2 separate regions of the Homo sapiens genome follow, and region 2 is linked to region 1. A link is an interaction called in ENCODE POLR2A ChIA-PET data of the cell type or tissue named here. Cell type or tissue: K562. All regions are shown on one strand. Each heading gives the region's core, and the rest is flanking DNA. Links, peaks and the distances in the headings are about the cores only.

Region 1 (7,682 bases), core at 1,486-5,485:
GTGAAACCCCCGTCTCTACTAAAAATACAAAATTTCCAGGCATGGTGGCACATGCCTGTAATCCCAGCTACTAGGGAGGCTGAGGCAGGAGAATTGCTTAAACCCAGAAGGCAGAGGTTGCGGTGAGCCGAGATTGCGCCATTGCACTCCAGCCTGGGCAGCAAGAGTGAAACTCCATCTCAAAAAATAAAAATTAAAAAGACACCCAGCAATCCCAGTCTTGGAGTTTTATCCAAGAGAAATGAAAACATATTCATAGCAGCTTTATTTGTGACTGCCCAACACAAGAAAAAACCCAAATATTCACCAACAGATAAATAGCTAAACAAATTGTGGTATATCCCTACGATGGAACACTACTCAGTAATAAAAAGAAATGAATTACTGATACATGCTACAACATGGATAAATATTTTAAAAAATATACCAATAGGGCTGGGCGCGGTGGCTCATGCCTGTAATCCCAGTACTTTGGGAGGCTGAGGCAGGTGGATCACGAGATCAGGAGATTGAGACCATCCTGGCTAACACGGTGAAACCCCGTCTCTACTAAAAATACAAAAAATTAGCTGGGCACGGTGGCACATGCCTGTAGTCCCAGCCACTCAGGAGGCTGAGGCAGGCGAATCGCTTGAACCCAGGGGGCAGAGGTTGCAGTGGGCCAAGATTGCGCCACTGCACTCCAGCCTGGGGGACAGAGCAAGACTCAGTCTCAAAAAAAAAAAAAATTATACCGATGGAAGGCCAGGCACGGTGGCTCACACCTGTAATCCCAGCACTTTGGGAGGCCAAGGCAGGCAGATTACCTGAGGTCAGCAGTGACCAGCCCAACCAACATGGTGAAACCCTGTCTCTACTAAAAATACAAAATTATCTGGGCATGGTGGCGCATGCTTGTAATCCCAGCTACTCAGGAAGCTGAGGCAGGAGAATCACTTGAACCCGGAAGGCAGATGTTGCAGTGAGCTGAGATTGCGCTACTGCACTGCAGCCTGGGCAACAGGAGCGAAACTCCATCTCAAAAAAAAAAAATTATACCGATGGAAAGAAGCCAGACACAAGAGCACATACTGTTTCAGTTATATGAAACACTAGAAAATACAAATGCCCTAACAACAAAGATCAGATCAGTAGGGCTGGGGGTTGGGACGGGGCTGACTGGAAAGAGGCCCTAGGAACCTTCTGGGTGATGGAAATGTTATTGTGATGATTACAAGTATGAATAAATTTGTCAAAATTCATCAAAATGCACACTTAAAGAGTGTATTTTATTACATTTAATTATATAGCAATAAAACACTGGCTTTAAAAAAGTCTCTGATAAGAGGCTGGTCTAGGCAAACTTGAGGATCCCTTCCACCCTAATTCTAGCCCAAATATTTTCTTTTTTTTTCTTTTTTTCTTTTTTTTTTCCTGAGATGGAGTCTCACTCTTGTCGCCCAGGCTGGAGTGCAGTGGCGCGATCTTAGCTCACTGCAATTTCCACCTCCCAGGTTCAAGCAATTCACCTGCCTCAGCCTCCTGAGAGCTGGCATTATAGGCACACACCACCATGCCCAGCTAATTTTTTGTATTTTTAGTAGACAGGGTTTCACCATGCTGGCCAGGCTGGTCTTGAACTCCTGACCTCAGGTGATCTGCTCGCCTCAGCCTCCCAAAGTGCTGGGATTACAGGTGTGAACCACCATGCCCAGCTAGTCCAAGTATTTTCTTAAAAATAAAATAAAACAAGGCCGGGCATGGGGGCTCACCCCTGTAATCCCAGTACTTTGGGAGGCCGAGGTGAGAGGATTGATTGAGCCCAGGTGTTTGAGACCAGCCTGGGCAACATAGTGAGACGTCATCTGTACAAAAAATAAAATAAATGAGCCAGGCATGGTGGTGCATACTTGTAGTCCCAGCTACTTGGGAGGCTGAGGGGAGGATCACTTGAGCTCAGGAGTTTGCGACTGCAATAAGCTATGATTGCACCACTGCACTCCAGCCTGGGTGACCAAGTGAGACCCTGTCTCTTAAAACAAAAAAGAAAAGAAGGAAGGTAGGTATCAGGCATATATTAAATCATCTGAAAATTTTAAAAAGTCCTGATTACTTTGTTTCACCGACATGAAAGTGACAGGACTATGGTCATGATATTGAAAACCTACCTGGCACTGTAATACAGGAATATTGGATTTTATTATTTTCCTCCCTGATTCTCATTCCAATATCAGTCATCAAATATTTAAAAAGTAATAATATGCAAACATACGTAAAGAAAATATAGTGGCCAGGTACAGTGGCTCATGCCTGTAATCCCAGCACTTTGGGAGGCTGAGGCGGTGGATCGCTTGAGGCCAGGAGTTTGAGACAAACCTGGCTAACATGGTGAAACCCTGTCTCTACTACAAATATAAAAATTAGCTGGGCATGATGGCATGCGTCCAGCTACTCGGGAGGCTGAGGCAGGAGAATCCCTTGAACCCCGTAGAGGGAGGTTGCAGTGAGCCAAGATCGCGCCACTGCACTTCAGCCTGGGCGACAGAATGAGACGGTCTCAGAAAAGAAAGAAAAGAAAAGAAGAGAAAAAAAGAAAAAGATAGTAAATACATTTAATGAATGAAAGCATGATTAACTTAATTCCCAACTTGAAGTTGTATCGTTATTAACAATGTACCTGGTAAGTACTTATTTTAAAATTCTAATTCTAATTCTAATGGGAAAGGAGACGACAAAGTCGGACACTTCAACTCTGAGTTTGGGATGGCCCCAATTTTGCACTGAGAGTGCTCCTGCGCAGGACTGCATCATTCATTCATGCTGTTTGGAAACAGGCAGCTGCTGAGAGATTAGACAGTGAAGCTACCCCAAAAAATAAATCAATGAAAAGAAAGCCTGGAGATTCTAGGAAATGATCTGCCTATGCGACTAAGCAGAATAAATGTAGACTCAGACAGGAAGCCTGGAAGAGGAAAAGGAAAGTCGGCGAAATCAGAAAGTTGGGCACAGGGAAGGCACAAGGCAGGGACTTACCCTGCGTCCTGGGCCTCCGGGGCTCCTGCGGCTGCAACTTTCTGGCTGCAGGGGGCCAGGGCCGGCTCCGACGCTCAGGCGAGCAGTTCCCAGGGAGGTGAGCTGTGCAGACCGGCAGGGCCTCCACTGAACACTCTCCTGAGATCTGCTGATAAGCGGGGTGGCTTCTGATCAGTTCTGAAAGTGCCTCCGTAAACTGGAGACACCAGATCTCTGCTCTGCAAAGCCGGGCTGGGAGGACGCCTTGGCCCCGCCCCAGGGTAGGGGCTCCGCGAGCCTGCCCCCTCCTCCTCCGGGGGCTCAGCGCCTGCAGACGGAGAGGTGCACCGTGCGGAGTACGCTTTCTCGGAAAGCCGCGCCCTGTGGCACCTTTGCTTTGCAGAGGAGGAACAAAAGAGCTCCTGGACCTTCAGAAGCTGCTCTGCGCTGCCGCCACCGCCACTTGGGATAAGAGTAGGTGAGGGAAGCAAGGGACCGCGGCACTGATTCTGCAATTAATGAAATCCCCGTGGGGGTCCTCTTTTGAAATCCAGGTTTGACCTATTTGGCCTATTTTTAATTTTTATTATGTTTTTAAATAGAGATTGGGGGGGGGGGGTTCTCACTGTGTTTCCCAGGCTGTGCTCGAACTCATGGGCTGAAGCGATCCTCCCTCCTCAGCCTCCCAAAGTGTTGGGATTACAGGTGTGAGCTACTGCGCCCAGCCTATTTCTTTCTGTTTCAAAAATTTCTGGCCCGGCGCAGTGGCTCAAGCCTGTAATCCCAGCACTTTGGGAGACCGACACAGGTGGATACCTGAGGTCAGGAGTTTCAGACCAGCCTGGACAACATGGCAAAACTCCGTCTCTAACAAAAATGCAAAAATTAGCGGGGCATGGTGGCGCATGCCTGTAGTCCTAGCTACTTGGGATGCCAAGGCAGGAGAATTGCTTGAACCTGGGAAGAGGAGGTTGCAGTGAGCCAAGATCATGCCACTGCACTACAGCCTGGGCAACAGAGTAAGACTCCCTCTCAAAAAAAAAAAAAAATTTATCCCATGTGTCACTTGCCCAGCTCCTTGTATGTTAACTACAACAAATAAGAGGTGTTTCCCCCAAACATTTACCACTGGCGTTAGCTGGGTGGAGCTGGGCATCAAGGTCCACTCTAAAACACAACCTGAAACCTCAGAGGCTGACAGTCTGCACTCCAGGCTCACTCTAAGTTGCTCACCCACACAGAGGATGCAATCCCTGGGGCAGGACACATGGTCACAGCATCCCTGCCCTTAGCTACAGGACCCTCCCCACCAAAACACAATCCTTTTTTTTTTTTTTTTTTGAGACCGAGTCTCCCTCTGTCACCCAGGCTGAAGTGCAGTGGTGCTCACTGCAACCTCCGCCTCCTGGGTTCAAGTGATTCTCCTGCCTCAGCCTCCCTAGTAGCTGGGATTACAAGTGCATGCCACCACGCTCAGCTAATTTTTGTATTTTTAGTAGAGACAGCGTTTCACCATGTTGGCCAGGCTGGTCTCGAACTCCTGACCTCAAGTGATCTGGCCACCTTGGCCTCCCAAACTGCTGGGATTACAGGCATGAGCCACTGTGCCTAGTCACCAAAACACAATTCTATCCGGTAACAAGAGGCCTGATGCTCTTGGATTGGATGTGCCCTATATTCAATACTTCCAGATTTTGAGGCCAGGCTCGGTGCTCCCGCCTGTAATCCCAGCACTTTGGGAGACCAAGGCAGGAGGATTGCTTGAGCCTAGGAATTTGAGACCAGCCTGGGCAACAAAGTAAGGCCCTGTCTTTATTATAAAACTAAATAAATAATATTTCCAGATTTTATTAGTAAGAAAATGGTTGCAAGTTTTTGGGGACATCCAGTTTAATATCTGCCAGTGAGGCAGAAAATTTAAAAATAAATATGCATTCATTCACTTCAAGAAAAGTAGCAGGCAAGGCAAAGGTTAAAAGGAAAAGAAACAAGTTTTCCTCTGCTTAGCAGCTCACTTAAAGGACAGTTATAAAATAACGCTGTCCGAAAAGCCAAGACCAAAGGAACAGGCTCCAGACACCTCTCCCTCTTCCAGAGCAAGGTTGAAAGAAAAAAAAAGGAGAAAGACAAATTACTTTACTGTTACTCTCCTTTCTCTAGCTTTTTTTTGTTTTTTGTTTTTGTTTTTGTTTTTTTTTGAGACAGAGTCTCACTCTGTTGCCCAGGCTGGAGTGCAATGAATGGGATGATCTTGGCTCACTGCAACCTCCGCCTCCCGGGTCCAAGCGATTCTCCTGCCTCAGCCTCCCAAGTAGCTGGGATTACAGGCATGTGCCACCATGCCCGGCTATTTTTTTTGTACTTTTTTAGTAGAAACAGGGTGTCATCATTGGCTGGACTGGTCTGGAACTCCTGACCTCAAGCGATCCACTGCCTCGGCCTCCCAAAGTGCTGGGATTACAGGTGTGAGCCACTGTGCCCAGCCACTCCTTTCCCTAGCCTCTTAAGCGTGACTGTGTTTTACAAATGTCTGTATTTAGCCAGTTCTTGTTTTTCTTTCGATGCAGCTACAAGGCCACCAGCTATGCAAGGCCACAAGTTATGCACTATATGATTAACTGCCTTTGTTTTGCTTTTGTAAGCCTGCTTATAAACCCCCCACCTCTGTCTTTGTTCTAGGCTCAGCTTTTTAGATGTGAATCCACTGAGCCAGTGCTTACCTTAAAATGAATATCTTCCTGTGTTCCCATATCAGTATCTCTGTTCCTCAGTTTACCATAACACCAAGTCTGTGGGAAGTGGTTCTGATAAAGGATTCAGAGGATGAATTCTGATATTTTGAAATAATGAGATTAAAAAATTATACAATTCATGGTGGGGTTCCTAATAGGGGTCTGAAATAACAATCTAGTCAAGAACCTGTATATATTTTGCTTTTGTTCTCTGTCACCCAGGCTGGAGTGCAGTGGAGCAATCTTGCAACCTCTGCCTCCCAGGTTCAAGCAATTCTTCTGCCTCAGCCACCCAAGTAGCTGGGATTACAGACGTACACCCATGCCTGGCTAATTTTTGTATTTTTAGTAGAGATGGGGTTTCACCATGTTGGCCAGGCTGGTCTCAAACTCCTGACTTCAAGTGATCTGCCCACCTCAGCTTCCCAAAGCTCTGGGATTACAGGCATGAGCCACTGTGCCCAGCCTGAAGTAGTTTTTTTAAAAGCATAATAAAGGAAACAAAATGTTAAACACCAAATGTTTGTATCTAAGTGTAAGTTGTAACTGAGAAGTTGTTTTGAGGGGAAAAGAAACTCAAGTATGTAAATGTGGATGGCTAGAAGAGTTACCTATTATTTGTATTTCATAAATGTTTAATATTAAATAGATTTCAGATAAAATATTTATATTTACCAAAATCTTGCTGGGTGTGGTGGTGCATACCTATAGTCCTAGCTACTTGGGAAGCTGAGGCAGGAGGATCATTTGAGCCCAGGAGTTCCAGGTTACAGTGAGCCGTCATCATGCCACTGTACTCCAGCCTGGGTAAAAAAGCGAGCCCTTGCCTCCAAAAAATTAATTAGTTAATTAATTAAAATAAAATCTGTTACCTCTTCATGGTCCTGGAATCCACCTCACACTCACACCTGTATTAATACTTGTGGGCATGAGATGGCAGTATTGTAGACGCTGTTTTGCTAAAGCATATCACATTAAAAATATATATATATAGTTGCCTAGAAGACACTAATGAGTGGTCACATATAGTGTAACAACCAGGAGGTAATCTTGCCAGACAAGGCAAAACTATGAAACAGATTAAAATATGCTTCATTAGGCTGGGCGGAGTGGCTCACGCCTGTAATCCCAGAACTTTGGGAGTCCGAGGTGGGAGGATCACCTGAGGTCAGGAGTTCGAGGCCAGCCTGGCCAACATGGCAAAACCCTGTCTCTACTAAAAATACAAAAAGTAGCCGAGCCTGGTGGCGGGCGCCTGTAATCCCAGCTACTCAGGAGGCTGAGGCAGGAGAATCACTTGAACCCAGGAGGCAGAGGTTGCAGTGAACCGAGATTGCGCCACTGCACTCCAGCCTGGGTGACAGAGCCAGATTCTCTAAAAAAAAAAACAAAAAAAGTTTAATTGCTGTTCTTACTGGAATAATAGCACATGTGAACCAAATACAATACAGCAAAATGAAGCCATAATAAAAATATTAGCAATTTATTTTGCAAAGTTTTTAATCACAATTGGTTAGTCAAAAGTAATGCACGTCATACTACTGTTCCTGAAGCTTCGAACTGCTGGGCTCAAGCAATCTTCCTGCCTCAGCCATCTAAGTAGCTGGGACCACAGGTGTGTGCCACCATGCCAGGCTGGTTTTTTATGTTTAGTAGAGCCTGGGTCTCATTATGTTGCCAAGACTGGTCTCCAACTCCTGGGCTCAAGCCCAAGTGTGATCCGCCTTACCCGGCTCTGAAAGGTTTTCTACAGATCACATTTTTTAAGCTAACAAATTTTCTTTTAATTTTTCTTTTTCTTTTTTTTTTTTTTTTAGACGGAGTCTCTCTGTGTTGCCCAGGCTGGAGTGCAGTGGCGTGATCTCGGCTGACTGCAACCTCTGCCTCCTGGGTTCAAGTGATTCTCCTGCCTCAATCTCCCAAGTAACTGGGATTACAGGCAGGCACCACCATGCCCAG
Region 2 (7,682 bases), core at 1,429-5,428, 1.1 Mb after region 1:
AAAAGATGTTCCAGGATCTGTATACTGCACTATGCATGGAGTCAGCCATTTCTCTAGGGGGCCTTGATTCCTTTTAGTAGAGAACACAGTTTGGGCTCTTGGACTGAATCACTTTTGTGAACCTCCTCGCCTGCATCCCTTCTTACAGCCAGTATGCTCTTGCTGGGCATCAGCAGATCTCCTAAAAGTGCCAAGTAGTTCTGCCTCACTCTTACAAAGACTCATCTCCTGAGAGTTTTGTGCTCTACCCCAGATGCGGTCTTTCTAGTTCTGAAGCTTTTGCTCCAGTCACCCTGAATTTTGCCAGCCCTATGCATGTCGTACCTTGGATTGCCACCCCACCCTCACTGGAGCCAATTTCTCCGGTTAGAATAGTTGCCCCTATTCTAATACTCTAATAAACAAGTTACCTTGTAGAGTATTAGTTGCCTAATACTTCAGTAAACAAGGTTCTACCTGGGCTTAGTTAACTTTTGCTCCTTTGGGCCCTGTGTTCTACCAGCATTCCATTTATCTGAAACCCTCCCTCACCTCCTCAAGATCTTAATCTGTTCTTTAATGATTTACTGCTGCTTCCTGGGTTCTAAAGAACCCAGTTCAGAAGTTCCTGTTTTAGTTTGAGATCTTATAGGCCTGTCCATCAGGTTGCTATCATCCCAGCTAGGATTAGGCAGAATTGGGTGGGGGTTGTAGTGCATTTTTTGGCACAGCATGTACCTGGCTGACTAATTCTCTGTCTTTTCTTTCCTATTGTAATTCATGGGTCTCAGCATTTTCTGAATGCTGTTTAGCAGGTCATCCTGTTGATTTCCTGCTAGGGAGGAGCATACTCTGGCTCTGTACCATTGATTGGCAAAGGGACTTAAGGATAGATGATGGGCAGCAGTTTTGTTAAATGGAACAATATGAAGAGATGGCATTATAAAAAAGGCTGGGCAGCAGGGCCCATTTGAATGGTTGGTCCTTGGCTCCCATGTTGATACAGGCGGATCCTTGATGGGAATTTGGAATGATCCCAAATATTGTAGATCACTGGTGCATCAAGTCATCGTCAGGGTTGTCTGTGTAACAATCTTGAGTGAAGTTTTGTGAATCTCTGGAGATTCTCTGTATAGGGTTTAATCATTTAATTATTCTAGTTGAACCTGTTTAGTTTCTTTGCAAGGAGATAAGAAATGTGAAAGAGATGTAGACACTAGGGAAAAAGCCAGGAGCCTTGTTTCCCACCCACTTCTTGGGTTCTGGAACTGGGCTTATAGTTGAGTAGTGAGGAGTGGGCTCAAGTGCATTAATCCTGGATCTAGCTCTGCTTTGTGCTCACTCCAGTTCTTGTGTCAAATTCACTTCAAGCCACTCAGAGTAGTATGTAGAGGGGTCATTCAGGACTGTGCTTATACTTCATTATATCAAACGGGAGATCCAGTAATTTATAGCCTATTATTTCTGGAGTCTGGAGATGGCTCCACATAAGCTTTGTGGAAGCAGATTTTATTACATTAGAAGAGAACCTGGCTGGCTGCATTCAACACTGGTAGCTTTTAGATGCTAATAAGAAGGTCATGTAATAAAGGTCACAGAGTGACTCTGGAACCCATTTCCCCAACCCAAGAAAGAATAACGACATTCTAGGTTGGCCTCTTTTCATTTCCCTTTGATTTTGAGTAATAACTTCCCTCCTTACTTCCCAGCTGAACAATTTGGGAGTCTGTATTCCCTAGAAAGACTCTGTTCACATACCCATCAGATTAAATTAGGTGAGAACTCTTTGGCCTTAATGAATGTTGAAGGATTTCAAAGGGCTAATGGAAATTCTTCCAAAAGTAGCAATTCCCATTCTATTGGTGAGACCATTCTGAAGAAATTTCCTGAATCTCTTAGATTATTTTATACAGCAAAACAGTCAGCATTGTGTTCTCTTTGCTAATAGATGACAAGGAGAATGTAGACACTTGGAATCTATGGAGAATCCCTAAGTTGCATTTTAGGCTGCATGTTAGGTCTCCTTTCCTAACCCTTTTACAAGTCGATCAGTGTGAAACAGCATGATAGATTTGCATGACTTCTCTCCCTGCCTCCTCCCTCCATTCTTTTTTTTTTTTTTTTTTTTGAGACAGAGTCTCGTTCTGTCACCCAGGCTGGAGTGCATGGCGCGATCTCGGCTCACTGCAACCTCTGCCTCCCGGGTTCACGCCATTCTCCTGGCTCAGCCTCCACAGTAGCTGGGACTACAGGCGCCCGCCACCACGCCCAGCTAATTTTTTATATTTTTAGTAGAGACGATGTTTCACGATGTTTGACTGTGTTAGCCAGGATGGTCTCGATCTCCTGACCTCGTGATCCACCCACCTGGGCCTCCCCAAGTGCTGGGATTACAGGTGTGAGCCACCGCGCCCGGCCCCTCCATTCTTATGGAAAGTAGTGAGTGACTGCCTGCCAGGTAAAATCTTGGTGACAAAATCCAAAGTCAGATTCAGAGTTATAAACATAGCCCCCACCCAAGTAACTTCCAAAGAAAAGAAAGAGGCTGGGTGTGGTGGCTCACACCTGTAATCCCAGCACTTTGGGAGGCTGAGGCAGGTGGATCACGAGGTCGGGAGTTCGAGACCAGCCTTGCCAGCATGGTGAAACCCCATCTGTACTAAAAATACAAAAATTAGCCAGATGTGGTGGTGCTTGCCTATAATCCCAGCTACTCGGGAGGCTGAGGCAGGAGAATTGCTTGAATCCAGGAGGTGGAGGTTTCAGTGAGTGGAGATCATGCCACTGTACTCCAGCCTGGGCAACAGAGCAAGACTGTGCCTCGGTGGGGGGAAAAAAAAAAAAGGAAAGAGTTGTGCAAAATCTTGCTTCATTGCTTTTAAATTGGGTACTTACTGAGTTACTGCATTAGATTTGTGCATTGTGCTAGTTGTTGTACTAATGTTGATTGATTTCATTCTCCATTTATGGAACACCAACAGTGTTCCTGGTACTGTGCTGACCACTTGAGATAAAAAGATAAATAGGAGTTGGTCCTTGCCACTTAGAGCTCACAGTCTACTACTGGGAGAGTGTGGGAAGGTGCGATAAGAACTGTAGTGATCTTGCCACATAATTTGCATTTGTATCTTAAAGCCAGTGGGGAGTCATGGAAATACTTTAAGCAGGAGAGTGACATGATTCAATGATTCATTTGTATTTTATTTTTTCTTTTGAGATGGAGTCTCGCTGTGTCACCCAGGCTCCCAGGCTGGAGTGCAGTGACAGGATCTCAGCTTACTGTAAACTCTGCCTTCCGAGTTCAAGTGATTCTCCTGTCTCAGCCTCCTGAGTATCTGGGATTACAGGCATGCACCACCACACCTAGCTAATTTTTGTATTTTTGGTAGAGATGAGGATTCACCATGCTGGCCAGGCTGGTCTTGAACTCCTGATGTCAGGTGATCCATCCACCTCGGCCTCCCAGAGTGTTGGGATTACAGGCATGAGTCACTGTTACTAGCCCACTTTTTCTAGTTTTTGAGACAGAGTCTTGTTCTGTTGCCCAGGCTTGAATGCAGTGGTGCGATCATAGCTCATTGTAACCTCAGACTCCTGGGCTCAGTGATCCTCTTGCCTCAGCCACTCAAGTAGTAGGGTCTATAGGTGTGCACCACCATACAGTACAATTTTTTTTTTTTTGAGTCAGGGTCTCCCTCTATCCCAGGCTGGGGTGCAGTGGTGTGATCATGGCTCACTGCAGCCTCCTGGGTTCACGTGATCCTCTCACTTCAGTCTCCCAAGGTGCTGTGATTACAGGCGTGAGCCACCGTATTTGGCCCCATTTGTATTTTTGAAAGATCACTAGTGGTAGTGAGGATACCAGTGAGTTGGAGGGAGTGAGACTAGAGGCAATAACAGTTTAGATAACAGATATTTTTTGAGCCCCTGCTAAGTGCCAGGCACAGATCTAGGTGCTGGGAACTTAGGGGAGAATGAGTAAGACAGTCTCTGTTCTCGGGGAGCTTCTGTTCTAGTGGTGGTATGCTGGTGGGGAAGCAGACTATATACATGCCACAAATTATATTTTTTCAGATGGTGATAAGTAATTTGATGAAAATAAATAGAGCTATGGGAGTTAGAATGTTTGAGCATTGGGATGGGTACTGACCTATTGGGGTGGGCAGTGAAGACCTCTCTGAGGAGGTGACATTTGAGGTGAGGCAGCTCAAAGAAGATCTGGGCAAGAGTGGTTTGTGATGGGTAGGACATCAAGTGCAGAGACCTGAGATGTGAACGGACTTGGCACGGTGTTTAAGCACCATAAAGATGGTCAGGGTGGCTGGAGCATAGTGGAGCCTGGAGGAGCAAGTAATACTCAGATGAGGATGGAGCACCTTCTAGGCCATGGAAAGGATTCTGGATTAATTCCAATGGAGTAAGAAGCATTGTGATTAAATCAGGTGTTGGCAAACTGCGGCCTATGGGTCAAATCTGGCCTGGTGCCTATTTTTATGACTAAACCACATTGGAACACAGTATCACCCGTGGATGTACATATTGTCCATGGCTGTTTTTAATGTTACAAGAGCAGACTTGAGTAGTTTCAACAGAGCACATATGGCCCAGAAGCCTAAAATATTTACTATCTGGTTTGTATAGAAAAAGTGTACTGACCCCTGAATTAAATGATCTAATTTAAATTTTGAGGAGGTATGGTTTAGGGAATGAATGATAAGAGACATGGCTCACGCCTGTAATCCTAACACTTTGGGAGGGTGAGGTGGGTGGATCACGAGGTCAGCAGTTCGAGACCAGCCTGGCCACCATGGTGAAATCCCGTCTTTACTAAAAATACAAAAATTAACCAGGTGTGGTGGTGCGTAGCTGTAATCCCAGCTACTTGGGAGGCTGAGGCAGGAGAATGGCATGAACCTGGGAGGCGGAAGTTGCAGTGAGCTGAGATGACGCCACTGTACTCCAGCCTGGGCAACAGAGCAACACTCCATCTCAGGAAAAAAAAAAGAAAGAAAGAAAGAAAAAAATAAGTAATTGTTGAGCCACCAGAAAACAAAGATCACACTGTTTTTATTCTGTTTAAAAACAGAATAAATGCTTTATACTCGTTAAATACTGTTGAATGAGTGATGAGATGCTGAATAGGGAGTGCCAGTGAATATGAAAGGGAAGTGAGGTTTTGAGAGATATTTAGGAGATAAAATATCAGGACAGCTTATTGTTGACACGGTGAATAGAAATAGTAGTAGGGCAGAAGGAGGACTGTAGGATGCCCTTCAGGTTTCTGGTTCACGTATCTTAGGTGCATGGCAGTGCCATTTATTGAGACAGGGAAAGTGGAGATACAGAGAACACACGTTGCCAGAGAGAAGGAATTCACCTTTGGACACACGATGCTCAGGACATCCAGGTAGAGATGTCTAAAAGGTAGTTGGAAAGACAGAGCTGAGCGGCATCATATCCAGAATCATGGTCACCAGAATTCCAGAGTCATCAGCTAGTGTGGGCTCTCCTAAAAAGCGTGTATGGTGAGGAGGGCAGGGATAGGTCTCATGTGGCATTCATTTCCAATACATTTTGGCTCTAGAGAGGAGGCAAAGATAAACTAGCTGTATGGACAGTTTGCATCAGTCAGTCAGGTCATCCCATGACCATGGAATGTTTTTTCTGCAGAAGCTGATGGTCTCAAATGAAGGCTTGCCTTACCTGTTCCTCTGGCTGCCAACCTCTTTCTCTTAGTTGGGTTGACTGGGGCAGACGTGGAGGCTTCTTCCCTCCTAGACTCCCAGCTAACATTGGAACATTTGTGGCCTTTTAACTCTGTAGGTGACTCAAATTTGCATTTATCTTTTTATTTTATTTTATTTATTTATTTTTTTTGAGATGGAGTCTTGCTCTGTCACCCGGACTGGAGTGCAGTGTTGCGATCTCAGCCCACCGCAAGCTCCACCTCCCAGGTTCATGCCATTCTCCTGCCTCAGCCTCCCGAGTAGCTGGGACTATAGATGCCCGCCACCACGCCTGGCTAATTTTTTGTATTTTTAGTAGAGATGGGGTTTCACTGTGTTAGCCAGGATGGTCGTGATCCGCCCGCCTCAGCCTCCCAAAGTGCTGGGATTACAGGCATGAGCCACCATGCCTGGCCTATCTTTTTAAGAGACAAGGTCTCATCCTGTTTTCTGGGCTGGAGTTGAGTGGCCCAGTTGTAGCTCACTGCAGCCTCAACCCTCTAGGCTCAAGTGATCCTCCCACCTCAGCCTCCCAAGTAAGTGTGGGATCACAAGTATATGCCACCAAGCCCAGCTAATTTTTTATTTTTTTTTGTGGAGACAGTGTCTCCCCCATGTTGTCCAGGCTGGTCTCGAACTCCTGAACTCAACTGATCTTCTTACCTTGGCTTTCCAAAGGGCTGGGATTGCCAAATACTGTGGCTCATGCCTATAATCCCACCACTTTGGGAGGCCAAGGCAGGTGGATCACTTGAGCTCAGAGTTCGACACCAGCCTGGGCAGCATGGTGAAACCCTGTCTCTACTAAAAATACAAAAAATTAGCCAGGCGTGTCGGCATGTGTCTGCAGTTCCAGCTACTCAGGAGATTGAGGCAGGAGAATTGCTTGAACCTGGAGGCGGAGGTTGCAGTGAACTGGGATTACACCACTGCACTCCAGCCTGGGTGACAGAGTGAGACTCCAACTCAAAAAAAAAAAAGAAAAAGTGCTGGGATTACAGGCGTGAGCCAACATGTTTGCATTTATCTAGTTGAAGCTACGAGGAGGTAGGAGGGCCTAGTTGTCCTTGGTGTTTTGACGTAAGGGCTAGACAGTGGATTGATTTTATTAAATATTGCTAAATATTAATAAATTTATTAAATCCATTAAATATTGTTAAATATTAATACATTTATTAAATTTATTAAATATTAAGTATTATTAAATTTATTAAGTATTACAGGTTCTTTTACACCACAAAGCTAGATAAACCCTTTACCAGCCCTGAATAATGGCTTCCCCTTTCTTTTTTCCTTTGTTCTTTTTGTCTGGGGAAGGGGGACCACAGAAGTATTTAATAAAATAGCACTTGTGGCCAGGTGCGGTGGCTCATGCCACCCCAGCACTTTGGGAGGCTGAGGTGGGCGGATCACCTGAGGTCAGGAGTTGGAGACCAGCCTGGCCAACATGGTGAAACCCCATCTCTACTAAAAATACAAAAAATTAGCCAGGCGTTGTGGCGGGTCCTGTAGTTCCAACTACTTGAGAGGCTGAGGCAGGAGAATCGCTTGAACCGGGAGGTGGAGGTTGCATTGAGCCGAGATCATGCCATTGCACTCAGCCTACATGACAGAGTGGGACTCCGTCTCAAAAATTAAAAAAAAAAAAAAAAAAAAAAAACCACTTGTGCTGAATGTGGTCTTAAAATAGTTGCAATCCAGGCCAGGCACAGTGGCTCATGCTTGTAATCCCAGTGCTTTGGGAGGCCGAGGCAGGCAGATCACTTGAGGTTAGGGGAGACTAGCCTGGCCAACATGGTGAAATCCTGTCTCTACAAAAAATACAAAAATTAGCTAGGCATGGTGGGGGGTGCCTGTAATACTGGGGAGGCTGTGGCAGGAGAATCGCTTAAGCCCGGGAGGCGGAGGTTGCAGTGAGCCGAGACTGCACCACTGCATTCCAGCCTGGGTGACAGAGTGAGACTCTATCTCAACAAA

What was found. Peaks named below come from ENCODE experiments on the same cell type or tissue, not always from the same donor. Only the 100,000 strongest peaks of a DNase experiment are listed, where the experiment ranks them.
Region 2: POLR2A ChIA-PET joins it to region 1 with 5 read pairs; 2 of 35 experiments call an interaction of 5 or more read pairs at or near these places.

Annotation. Positions count from the first base shown.
Region 1 is chr7:65,728,556-65,736,237 of GRCh38, forward strand. The region is part of intron 2 of LINC03006 (long intergenic non-protein coding RNA 3006); the gene reads right to left. Among named protein-coding and RNA genes, the nearest start is that of SNORA22, 23 kb to the right of the region's middle. In K562, for the core only: a CTCF peak has its summit at 3,085; a DNase peak (open chromatin) is centred at 3,116; H3K4me3 peaks cover 714 bases.
Region 2 is chr7:66,866,814-66,874,495 of GRCh38, forward strand. It overlaps the pseudogene GTF2IP23. Among named protein-coding and RNA genes, the nearest start is that of LINC02604, 33 kb to the right of the region's middle. In K562, for the core only: no CTCF peak of the experiment used is centred there; a DNase peak (open chromatin) is centred at 3,058.